2 separate regions of the Homo sapiens genome follow, and region 2 is linked to region 1. A link is a contact called in ENCODE Hi-C data. All regions are on one chromosome and are shown on one strand. Each heading gives the region's core, a stretch centred on a gene start or an enhancer-like site at or near the end of the contact. The rest is flanking DNA. Distances are from core to core; before and after follow the strand shown. Region 1 holds the start of TBXT (T-box transcription factor T). Region 2 holds the start of SFT2D1 (SFT2 domain containing 1).

Evidence for each region. A loop is a pair of places that touch in the nucleus more often than their neighbours do. Pooled maps may share reads with other maps.
Region 2: a map with no recorded cell type shows a loop between it and region 1 (5-fold over the local background). The contact joins the promoter of SFT2D1 here to the promoter of TBXT in region 1. A Hi-C loop is called at or near these places in 2 of 37 single-sample maps with no recorded cell type and 2 of 50 pooled maps.

The regions. Positions count from the first base shown.
Region 1 is chr6:166,163,775-166,169,808 of GRCh38, forward strand. It overlaps TBXT (T-box transcription factor T), which reads right to left and starts at 4,077. Exons shown (of 8, transcript NM_001366285.2): 1 at 3,612-4,077; 2 at 2,818-3,082; 3 at 1,932-2,066; 4 at 1,026-1,087; 5 at 831-892. The coding sequence starts at 3,817. It overlaps LNCDAT (lncRNA divergent activator of TBXT), which reads left to right and starts at 4,323. Exons shown (of 2, transcript NR_166068.1): 1 at 4,323-4,376. RefSeq lists an enhancer at 4,219-4,813.
Region 2 is chr6:166,338,497-166,344,626 of GRCh38, forward strand. It overlaps SFT2D1 (SFT2 domain containing 1), which reads right to left and starts at 4,049. Exons shown (of 8, transcript NM_145169.3): 1 at 3,923-4,049. The coding sequence starts at 3,985. It overlaps LOC100289495 (a long non-coding RNA gene), which reads left to right and starts at 4,135. Exons shown (of 2, transcript NR_040022.1): 1 at 4,135-4,651. RefSeq lists a silencer at 3,760-3,919 and an enhancer at 3,981-4,874.

The sequences.
Region 1 (6,034 bases), core at 2,827-5,326:
CAATTCTCCAGGCAGCACTGGAAGGAAGGGTGCAGACGTGCCCTGGCTGCCCAGCCGGCCCTGGCCAGAGCAGTGGCTCACTCTACTCAAGTGACTGCCTTTCTGGTTGTTCAATCAGCCTAGGAAATGATGAAAAATCTACAGAATAGAAAATGCCTGTGTAAGGAGGAGTGTGCCCTGTTGATTCATCCAGCCTCTTGACCAGCCAGTGCTACCGCGTTCATTGTTTAATATCTCCAAGTCCCTTCCCCGGGTGGAGAGGACGGACCAGGATGAGAGAGAGCGTTTCTCCCAACAAATGCTGCCGTATAATCCTCTATCCTGCACTCTGACTCCTGAAAGTCCTAGAGGGAGCTAGACTTAAATCCAACTCTCTCATCCTCAGAGCCACAGGAGCTGGTGAGACATTCCTAGAACCAAAGGGCTAAGGAAAAATTTGGTTCCTAAGCATCATTGGAAAGATGGCTCTTCAACCATTAATGAAAGCCTCAAAGAGGAGGTAATGAGCTAGATTCTCCTGTTGCCTACCTAATACAGGAGAGTCCAAACACCCAGCTAGGTCTCAATGATCCACCCCAGGCATGGTGGCAGCTGCCTCACGGCAAAACAAAAGCACCCAGGAGAGTATCCACAGCCCCGATTAGAGCAGAGGTTAGATGGGCAACACAGCTTCAACATCACAGGGCCAAGAGCCTCGCATGGCAAAAAGGCAATCTTACATCCCAGGCACACCCAGAAACACCCTTGTCTTCTCCATCTCCACTTCCCAGCTCTCAGCAAGTCTAGTCCCGATGACGCAGAATGACATGACAGAGTGCAACAAACCGTACATTGGGAGTACCCAGGTTGCTGGCTGTCTCCGGGTTCCTCCATCATCTCTTTGTGATCACTTCTATCAAAATGAAAAAAAAAAAGTATATCGAATTTTCAAAAATAAGGAAATTCAGAAAAGAGTATGTGCAGCAATATTTCATCTTTCTGCATACTTCTTTGCCCAAGGGTATTTATAGTTAGAATTCTCTCACCTTTCCTTTGCATCAAGGAAAGCTTTTGCAAATGGATTGTACTTAATTTTAAGAGCTGTGATCTGAAAAACAAGAAATTGCATTTACTAGTATATTCCCTATTAGCCAGGGGATTTAATTTGGCACCAAGAAATTGAGAAATGCCAGTACCACTTTTAAATATTCAAATATAATCAGACTTCTTTCCACATACAGTTTTCTATTTGGAACTGAAAATAGCTGAGTAATTGTACAGAGTAGCATGCTTATGAAAAATTTTCAATGTCAATGTTCTGAGTGGGATTCACAATAAATTTAACCTACTACTAACAATGTTCCATGTGTATAAATCAGAAATGGCTGAAAACACAGTCTGGGGCTGCTTAGGAAATAGAGACCTGGAAGTTCTAGTTTTCGGTCAACGTCAACACCAACAAGGTATCCAACTAATGTCGAATTTGCAGTACTTTGGGGTTGGGCTTAGGCATAGATTTACAGGCACCTATGCAGTAGCTTGTATCTAGTTGAGTCTTCACACTGCAGAGATTTGAGGGGTTGCCCCCCCACCCTTTGGGGAAGATTTCCAAGGAAGGACATGCCCCTCTCTCACTCAAGTCTTGTTCTCAAGAAATTCTCACACCATTTAACCTGAATGCTTTTTGGATCTTTTCATTTTGAGCATTGAGAAGTTGTTTCTAGTTTTAAACACTTGTATGGAGAATTCAAGGGGAAAATGTTTGAATGGGGACTTAATTTAAACAGTTCTCTCCTGTGCTTCCATTTCAAGTTCCGGAATATTATTTGAAAGGGCAGGAAGCCTTCCTCTCAGTGCGGGTTAGCGCGTCTCCCCGCTCCTCCAGAATCTCCACGGAGCAGCACACCACACCGCAGCACACCGGGAAAGCGATCCGCCTCTGTCCTTCTCACCTCCTCGTTCTGATAAGCAGTCACCGCTATGAACTGGGTCTCAGGGAAGCAGTGGCTGGTGATCATGCGCTGTGGACCCCCAACTCTCACTATGTGGATTCGAGGCTCATACTTATGCAAGGAGTTCAGCATGATCTGAGGGAGACAGATACAGGATTGGTGGCACTGAAAGGCCTGCGTTAAAACAGCAAAACATCCATTTCTCCAGGATGCAGAAAGTCCTCTGGATCCCAAGAAAGTGTCTCTGCTGTTGAGGGAAGTGGGGTTCCACCAGGGGAGGCTTCTCCGCGGTTTATATGTGCTATTCCCACAGCTTGTTTGGAAAAGGGATGTGAGATGCTACACACCATTAAAAGCAATGAATGCTCATCACAAAATCCTTTCACCTGGTGGAATAAAGTACTAAGGCTTTCAGGAAGGCTATGGTCATTTTTAAAAGACTGAGCTTGTTTGCAACTTGCCTAACCTGGGGTCTTCCAGGAACAATCCCCGACTAAAGAATGTTCTTTAGAAAAGCACGACTTTACAAGTTTGTTCCGACTCCACGCAGTAAGTACTGTGGCGCATGTTTAAATTTAAATGCGACTTTGCCATCAAGGCTGATATCTTTTCCACCCCCAGGAGAGTTTAGGGCTAGACAACGGAAGTTCCCCAAAAGCTCCAGTCCTTCAAAGGGGAGTGCTCCCGCTCCCCGTTCGCCAGGCGTGGATGTTATCAGCTTAGTATAAACAGCGCTAAAGGCCTTATTAGAGAAGGCTGTGGCAGTTTCTCCAGGGCAGACGTCGCCTCCCGTTCAAGCAGCGTCCCTTCCCACAACCCCCGTGCAGAAGGCGCAGCGCGGCCCCCTCCTCGCTGGTCCCAGACCTGGCGGGCTCCTCACACCTACCTGGCCCCCTCCGTTGAGCTTGTTGGTGAGCTTGACTTTGCTGAAGGAGACGGGAGCCTTCATCCAGTGGGCCCCGAAGTTGGGCGAGTCGGGGTGGATGTAGACGCAGCTGGGCGCCTGCGGCTCCGGCTTGCCCCCCGGCACCCATTCCCCGTTCACGTACTTCCAGCGGTGGTTGTCCGCCGCCACGAAGTCCAGCAGGAAGGAGTACATGGCGTTGGGGTCCAGGCCAGACACGTTCACCTTCAGCACCGGAAACATCCTCCTGGAAAACACGGGGCGGGCGCAGGAGGACCCCGACACTGACCAGGTAGGCCGGAGGCAGAAGCTGGGCACAGAGGCCTCAGTTATTTCGGGGCACAGAGGAGCCCCCTGGGGAACGTCCGAGGGTGACTCCCAAGCTCCCCCTTCCCCGAGCCCTGCCAGGTCCAGGTGGCCTCCTCACCATCTCCACGGCCTCGGGAGGGAGGGGAGGAGAGGACCTGGCGAAGGGTTTCAGTGCAGGAGGCCACATCCCGCGGGGACAGGCGGGGACCAGGGCGCGCCTCGCGGGTCCCGGGATGCCTCCGAGGTCGGGACACCGAAGTGCGCGTTCCTCCTCCCCAAGCTTCCGCGGAGAAAGCCCCAGAAGAGGGGCTTGTAGAAATGCACTCGAGGGAGTTAACCAGAGCGGGAACAAACACAAAGCCCTCCTCCAGGAGAAAAAGGGTTCGACCTCCGGGAACTTGCCAGGTCCCCCAGGCTGCCCAGGCGCTGGAGAGCGCGGCGCGCGCGGGCTCCGGACGCGCACCCACCTGCCGTTCTTGGTCACGATCATCTCATTGGTGAGCTCCTTGAAGCGCAGCCACAGCTCGCTCTCCTCCAGGCCCACGCGCAGTTCGCGCTCTGTGGGGTCGCCCTTCTCGCTGCCCGCCTGCAGCTCATTCTCCACGGCGCTCAGCAGGTGGTCCACTCGGTACTGCAGGCTCTTTCCCGCGCTCTCGGTGCCAGGGGAGCTCATCCTCCCGTCCGGCTCCCCTCCCCGCCGTCCCCGAAGCCCAGACTCGCTACCTGAGATCCACCTTCCCTGCTCTTGGCCGCCGCCCTTCCGAGAAAAGGGGCCCCTTGGACCGAGACCTGCGACGGCTCCCGGGTCCCGGGTCCCGGCACAGACCCGGGAGGAGGGCGCGGACCAAGACTTGGGGGGAGGGGACGGGGGCAGAGGGGTGGGGAGAAGTTATTCCACTTGAACTCCCCAAGGCTCTACTAGTGTAGGTCTCTGGGGACCGAAATTCAGTGCCCTCCCCATAAATAGAGCCGCGGCGGCAGCGCTGGGGTGCTCGGCGGATTGGGCCGCGCACGCTTTGAAGTGCCGGGCAGCCTCCCATTGGCCGAGAGCGGCCATATCAGACCCAGCCGGGCGGGTCTGGGAGGCCGGGGGCCAACAATGGGCTCCCGCACGCCTGTTTCATGTAAATCCGGGGCCCCAGCCCTGCGAGCCCCGGCCCAGCCCCTACACCCCCGCCCTTCTCCAAATGTTTGCACCTCCATCAAAGCGGCGGGGCAAGCCCCGGAGGAAGGTAAGCTGGACGCCCCGGCCTGCCCCAGCCCGCCCCAGCCCGCCCCAGCCCGCACTTCCGCGAGGGGCTGCCCGGCAGCCTGCGATGCTCCCTGATTCCCGCGCGGGGTCCTCCTCGCTTTCCCAGCGCGCCCGGATCCCGCAGCCGCGCCAGGCTGGAACGTTCGCGCGGCCTCACCTGTCCCCGCTCCAGGCGCGCCTCCCTCCCCTCCCAGGGACGAGCGCATTTGGCCGGGCTTTGGGATGCGCCGCGCTCGTCTCGCCGCAGTAGTAGTGCTGTTCTCGCGCCTCCGATGCCTCAACTCTCCAGTCTGGCAGTTTCCGGTGCACCTGTCCCCACACGTCCCTCGCCCACGGAGCCCCAGGCGGCGTTACGCACACCCAGGATCGTGGATCAGCCTGCCCCGGCGTCGGGTGTCCCCGCGGCTCTCACCATCTGGAAAAGGAAGGTCCGCGCGCAGAGAGGGAAATGGACGGAAATAAGCAAAAGCAAAACAACCCCTTCTGAGAAGTGTCCTCCTCGCTCTCTTATAAAAACAGGACTTGTTGCCGAGGTCAGCGCGCGCATCGAGTGTGCCAGGCGTGTGCGTGGTTTCTGCTGTGTCATTGCTTTCACGGAAGGTGGGAGAAGGTCGGGGCTGGCGGGGTGGTCCGGACTAGTGGGACTCGGGGCGCTTTCCCCGCCCGGCCCAGCGCCAAGCGGTGTCGGCAGCGGTTGTTTTATTACCTTTCGGTGAGAACTTACGCGAGGAGAGCGAAGGAGAGGTGACAATGAGCAGGAAATAGTTCAGTGGGGTCTCTTTAAACAGTAACATTCCTCCTAAAACGGGAGCCCAGGAAGGGGGAAGGAGGCAGAAGCTCCCCCTTCCAAGGCCTGGCTTTGCGCTTCTGCACACCTCGCCCATTCGCTGGACGAGGGCCTGCCTCGGGTAGCAGCCTCTGTTTCCCGGTCTCCTGAGCGGGCACCCCAGCCCCAACCCCTCTAGAGAAAGCCTGCGCATCGGGTGGGGCAGCGAGTTCAGAGGAGTCTTGCGCCCTAGCAAGGGGGCTTTCCCGCGGACATGGTATCTGCGCCCCGCGCTAAGTCTCCCCTGCCCCCTGCCCCCTGCCCCTCGCCCCTCGCCCAGCCGGGCTCGCTCCGGGGTCGGGAATTGCTGGGGAAGCCGAAGGAGGGATCCCCGCCCGGGACTCGAGGGATCGACCCGCCTCGCGGTATGCGGAGGGCTGCCAGGAGCCAGTCCCGGGGAAGGGTGCCTGCCGCCCGTGGGGGACAGGGCTCCTTCTCTCCCTTCTCCAACTTACACCGACGAGTCAGGAAGCCGGAGCGTCTAGTCCCTGTCCGCATTTCTCAGTGTCTTTTGATGTCTGGGATGCATGGATATTCCCAGGGGGCTGACCCGAGGTGGGGAAGTTTCCTTCTAGAAAGAGGCACCAAAAGGACCTCATTTGCTCCTGACGCCGGACCCTCCTGACACGCCTTCACTGGCTCATCGGGTCCTGGGCTTTGGGGGAGAGCGTGGTGCGTGTTACTCTCCTTACTCCGGGTATTAAAATGTCTAAGAGGTCATCGCTTTGGCCCAAGGCCTCCCGAGGATAAGATAAAAGGGAAAAGTGGAGGGGAGGTGAAGGAGGAACGAGGGTGGGTCCCAGGCAATTGAG
Region 2 (6,130 bases), core at 2,799-5,298, 170 kb after region 1:
AGAGCCTCTCTAAAGAGGTGACCAAGTGAAGACATCAGGAAGTGACCAATCCAACTCTGAAAAGAGCCAGGAAGGGGCATTCCTGAAAAAAGAAATGCAACTGCCAGGTCTCCCAGGCAGAAGAAAATGGCTCCAACTGAGGAGGAGAAAGAGGGCAGGGCAAGGCAAGCACTGGGGAGAGGGTGGGGAGGCGGGCCGACAAGCAGTGCAGGGCTGAGAGGCCAAGGGAGGGATCTGGATTTTACTCAAGTGCTGCAGGAAGTCAATGAAGGATGTGATCAGGGGAGGAATATGATCAACTCTCTTAAGATCTGGCTCAATATCTCTCCCTCCTTGACTTCTTCCCAGGCATCTCGAAGGAGAGGTCCCAGAACTCTGGCTACCGTGCCTCTCCCCGGGGCTCAAAGCGCCTGCATAGGAGGATGATGCAGCCTGGATGTCAGGATGCTCCCCTATGACCTTCACTGCCTCGCCCAACTCCTCAACTGGCCTAGAACCATCCCTGTCAAGACCCAATTCCAATGTGCCCGCCATCCTGGTTACGTCTTGCTGCACAAGACGTGCAACACTCTCAGGTCATCCCTCACCCCATTCAGGTCTGTGCGCCTTTAATCCCATCTCATCTCCTACCCATCTCCAAAAACCAACAGCAAACCTCCCTATGTCCTCACCCTCTTCTCTGATGATCCTCTCACCTTCCGGCTAGGTTTGAAATTTAGTCTCCAGGACCAGGGCTCTCCCCTGTGAATCCTGTACCACTTGGACAGGCAGTGAGCTAGGTGTCTGCCCTCCTCACTGCCACTTCCTGCCCCTTCCTCCTCCCTAGAGAAACCTGCTTTCCAAGTCACTCCTCAATAGCCCCCTAGCAACAATTCCCTCTTGCCTGCACCATAATTTTCCCCTTTCCTGGACCATTCCCAATGCACAGAAACATCCAGTATTTTCCTTGGGAAAATGACATGTTCCCCGACCCCACTGCATCCTTCAACTACCACCCACTTCTTTGCTCCACAGGAAAAATCACTGAGATGGCCATACCATCTCCATCTTCTTTCTATTCTCCCCTGACTTCAATCAGGCCTCTGACCCCATCCAGCCACCAAGACTGCTCTCGTGGAAGTGACAACTGATAACCTCCACGGGTAATCTGCTCTTAACTTCTGAGACCCATCAACAGTACTGGGTCCCATCCCCTTCCTAAAGCACTCTCTTCCCTCACTTTCTGGGGCATCCTTCTCTCTTGGTTCTCCTCCTCCTTCTCTCGCCACGCCTCTCAGCTGTCTTTGCCGGCTTCTGCTCATCCTCTAAACTTCTACACACCTAGAGAAAACCAGAGGTCAAACCTTGGACCTCATCTTGACGATCTCATCTCTCTCCTATTTCCTCCCACAAACTCTACAGTGTTACGTCCAACTGCTTTCCTCACATCTCCACTTGGATGCTACCTGGATCTCAGACTTCACGTCCACACTGAAATGATTTTCCTCCCTGAACCTGCTCCTCCCACAGTCACTTAATGGCAACTCCACCTCTCCAGATGCTCAGGTCGAATGCCATGAGGCATCCTTGCCTCCTCCCACTCTCACACATCCAATCCGTCAACAGTGTGGCCTGCTGGCTGTACACTCAGACCATTTACAGAATCTGACCACTTTTTTGTTTTTTAAACAGGCTTTTTTGCTCTTTAAACCACTTCTATCACTGATTTGAGCCACAGTCATCTCTTGCCAGGACAACTGTACTTGTCTCCAGCCCAGTCTCTGGGCTTCTAACATTGCCTCTACAGTTTGTTCTCCACAGAGCTGCCAGAGTGATCCTTTAAAATCCAAGTCGGTCACACCACCACTCTGCTCTAAACCCAAAGGCTTCCTATCACACTCAGAGTAAAGCTAAAATCCTTTCTATGGCCTATGAGAACCCTCACAATTGAGAATCCCCCTTCCTGCTTCACCTTTTCTTCTACAATTGTCCCTCTTCTCTGCCCCGCTGCTAGAGCCCCTCTGGCCTCCTTACTGGCCCTGAACATGCTGACCACACACCACTTGGGACTCTGTATCTGCCTTGGAGGCTTTTATTCACAGGATGCTCAGACATCCCAGCAGCTCTTCTGAGCTGTGCTCACATGACTCCCTGGCAGGGAGGCCTTATCTAAGTAATATGGCAACCCCAACCTCCTCAACCTGCTCTGACTTTTTCTGTGGCTGTCTGACACATTATATACTTGTTTATTCACTGTTTCCTCCAATTAAAATTTAAGTTCCATGTGAAAGAGGTATTTGCACTGGTCACTGTTATTAACACCTGCATCTTGAACAATGTCAAACATATGCAGGAACTTGAATATTTGTTAATGAACGATCACCTCCTCTGAACTCACAGCACTTGTCTATACAGCCAGTCACTCTAATCTTTGATTGATTACTTCTCCACATATCTTTCTCCCCTCTAGACAGTGGGCTCAAGATAAGTGATATTACCTTTGCATCTCCAAAGTTTAGAGTAGCACTGTCCAATAGAACTTTCTGCAATGCAAATGTTCTGTATCTGCGCTGTTTAATACAGTAGCCTTTAACCACATGTGCCTACTGAACATGTGAAATGTGGTTGCTGTGACTAAGGAACTGAATGTTAAATTTTATTTAATTTTAATTAATTTAAATTTAATTGCTCCAGGCGCAGTGGCTCAAGCCTGTCATCCAAGCACTTTGGGAGGTCAAGGTGGGCGGATCACTTGAGGTCAGGAGTTCGAGACCAGCCTGACCAACATGGTGAAACCCCCATCTCTACTAAAAACACAAAATAATTAGCAGGGCATGGTGGCAGGTGCCTGTAATCCCAGCTACTCAGGAGGCTGAGGCAGGAGAATTGCTTGAACCCGGGAGGCAGAGGTTGCAGCGAGTCGAGATCACGCCACTGCACTCCAGGCCTGAGCGACAAAGCAAGACTCCATCTAAAAAAAAAAAAAAAAAAAATTCATTGGCCACATGTGGCTGTGGTAATATACAGAGTTACAGAGTGCAATGAGAACAGATACTTGTCTTACACTCTCTGAACCCAAAACTGTAGCCCAGAACTCTACCCACACCAAGTGCTGAGTAAGTATAATGACAAGGAAGTCAGGAGAGACAAATAGAAGATCCTTATGAAATACAATTCAATTTTAAACGTCCAACTTCTGCGACAGCACACAATAACGTGCAATATAATCGCATGCAATAACAAAAAAACTTACACCGCAGTTCCTGCTCCACTGCTACTTTTAACCTTCTTGCTGGAGGAAGTAACCCTTATCAAGTCTCGCTGGTAAGGCGCAGACACAAGGGCTTTTATTAAGAAAAAAAAAAAAATCTCTTACCAGGGCTCACTGCCTTAACAGAAAAATTTTAATTCAATATTATTTCACTTACCAATGTCCTGTTTATTTTTCCTCCAGTCTCCCTATTTCCAAAAGACCACCCCCCAGCAAACACACACATAACACCACCTTTACCTCCAAAGACAAACAGATGCAACAAGCTTTAGGGTCTCGGCTCACTGCAGCTTGCAGGATAAATGCCCTGCATAGCTACTTACGCTGCACAGCCCGAGGCCAGACCCCGCACCAGGCTCAGAAAACCAAATAGTACGTGGGAGCGATGGATTATTTGGGAAAGCGAGGGCAGACGTTAGCGGATTCCTAAGTCAGAAGGCCAGATGGGAGAGTCGGGGGGGGGCCTCAAAGTGGGTTTAAGTAGACCGCATGGAAAACTGGAAAGTTCTCAAATTCTACCCAGGAAGCAGGCGGAGCCCTCCTAAATCAACCAGCCGGGCAGAGGAGTCCCAGACCCCCGGCCTCGCACCCACCCCACCCGCTCGGCCGGTCCTCAGTGCGGCCGGGGCCAGCGGGCAGCCCCGGGACTGGACGAGGGCGCAAGTTCGCTACCTGCGCAGTCAGGCCCTGCTCCTCGTCGTCCTGGCCGCTCAGGACTCGCCGCAGCTTCTCCATGGCCCTGTTACAGGGCCGTAGCGGCCGCCACTCTGTTGCCTGCCCCTGACGCCCACCAGGAAACCCCGAACCCGAAACCCCACAGACCAGCCGGAAGTCCGGTCCCGCCCGCTTCCTGTGCGTCAGCGCGGCCGCCGTAGCAATGCGCGCATGCTCACCAGCCTTTCTCTCGGACCCGGTAGTGGTCCGTGAAGTCCGCGGAGTGGGCGCTGATGGTGGGGCTATCCCTTCCCACTGTCCGCGAGGTGCGCCGTGGTAACGCGCGGGGACACAGCGCGGGTGTGGACCCCCTGCCCACAGCTGGCGCACAGCCATTGAGTGTAGACCCGACTGGGGCACGACCACTGAACCCTGCACTTGGCGTCCTCCGGGCCCCGCGAGGGGCCTTGCTGGGCGGGTCCGCGGCACCCCGGGTTCCCAGAAGTCGAGGCCCCGAATGCGCCTCCCCTCGCCTGGAATCGGAGAGCGGAGGGCTCCTGCGGGCAGGTGGCCGTGCTCCGAAGAGCGCCCTGCCACCCATGAGGTGGCCCTGGGGGCGTCGCTAGCCTTCCCAGCTGGGTGTCCTCATCCGGAGACACAAACACCTGCCTCAGGATTAAAGCGAGGAGCTGTATTTCAGACCGTCTCAGGAGAAATAGCAAGAGGCTGCCTCACTCCTTTGCCCTTGTGAGAGCTATTTCTTTACTCAGTTCACTGGTCAGCTAGGAGTTTGAAAGAGTGAAATCTTATTTATAAAAGGAATAGCTAATGCAACCCATTTTTCCAGTTTTGTGTGAACAGTGAAACCATTGAACAAGCGTTTACTGTTCTCCGGCTCGTGCTGGATGAACAAACACTAAGAAATGGGGAAGTGGCATTTTTCTCTCTCTCATTTTCCACCATGCTAAGAAAGGAGATTAAAAATCAGGGCTGCCTGTCTAATATGGTCTCCAGAAGTCATTAAGTGATAGGTTTTGCTCTTCTGTTTGCTTCTAGGCTTGGTAAGATGGTAATGAGAATGCCTGTTCTTTTGATTACTTTGCCCACTCCATTTCCTCCCTAAAATCTTTCAGTTAAAAGGTGGATCCTCAAAAAGTTTCATTGTCCATCCTACTGCCTCAGTAGAGATTTTATCTAAACTCAATTAGATAAAAACAAATACCACAGGAACCCTAGGAAAGCAAGTCGCGCCTTCTTGTGATGAAACGGTCCAATGCTCAGCATCCTTTTCCTTTAGGCAGAAGATATTTCTATGTGGCCTGTTCATACTAATATGAGAAGTCTTATCCTTATGTCCTTAACTTTAAAAGGTCAGAAAATAGATTGTAAAATCTATAGAATAAAACTATGTTTCTGTTGAATAAGAGAGTATGTCCGTAAGTGTTACGGGAAAGGGGTCCGGATCCATACCCCAAAAGAGGGTTCTTGGATCTTGCGCAAAAAGAATTCAGGGCAAGTGAAAACAAGTTTATTTAAAAAGTAGAGGAACATCGGTAGTCTGAGGCAGAGAATTGCTTGAACCCGGGAGGCGGAGCTTGCAGTGAGCCGAGATCGCGCCCCTGCACTCCAGCCTGGGCGACAGAGCGAGACTCCGTCTCAAAAAAAAAAAAAAAAAGTAGAAGGACAAAAGAATAGCTACTCCATAGGCAGAGCAGGGCTGTCTATTACCAGGGCTGCTGGTTGCCCATTTTTATGGTTATTTCTTGATGATATGCTAAACAAGGGGTGGATTCATGCCTCCCCTTTTTAGACCATATAGGCTAACTTCGTGATATTGCCATGGCATTTGTAAACTGCCATGGCGCTAGTGGGAGTGTAGCAATGAGAACGACCAGAGGTCTCTCTTGTTACCTTGGTTTTGGTGGGATTTGGCCGGTTTCTTTACTGCAGTCTGTTTCATCAGCAAGGTCTTTATGATCTGTATCTTGTGCTGACCTTCTATCTTATCCTGTGTCTTAGAATGACTTAACTGTCTGGGAATGCAGCTCAGTGGGTCTCAACCTCATTTTACCCAGCCGCTATTCAAGATGGGCTTCTCTGGTTCACATATCTGACATAACTGCTTTCAAGATTTTCAAGTATAGGCCGAGCGCGGTGGCTCACTCCTGTAATCCCAGCACTTTGGGAGGCAAAGGCGGGTGGGTCACAAGGTCAGGAGTTTGAGAC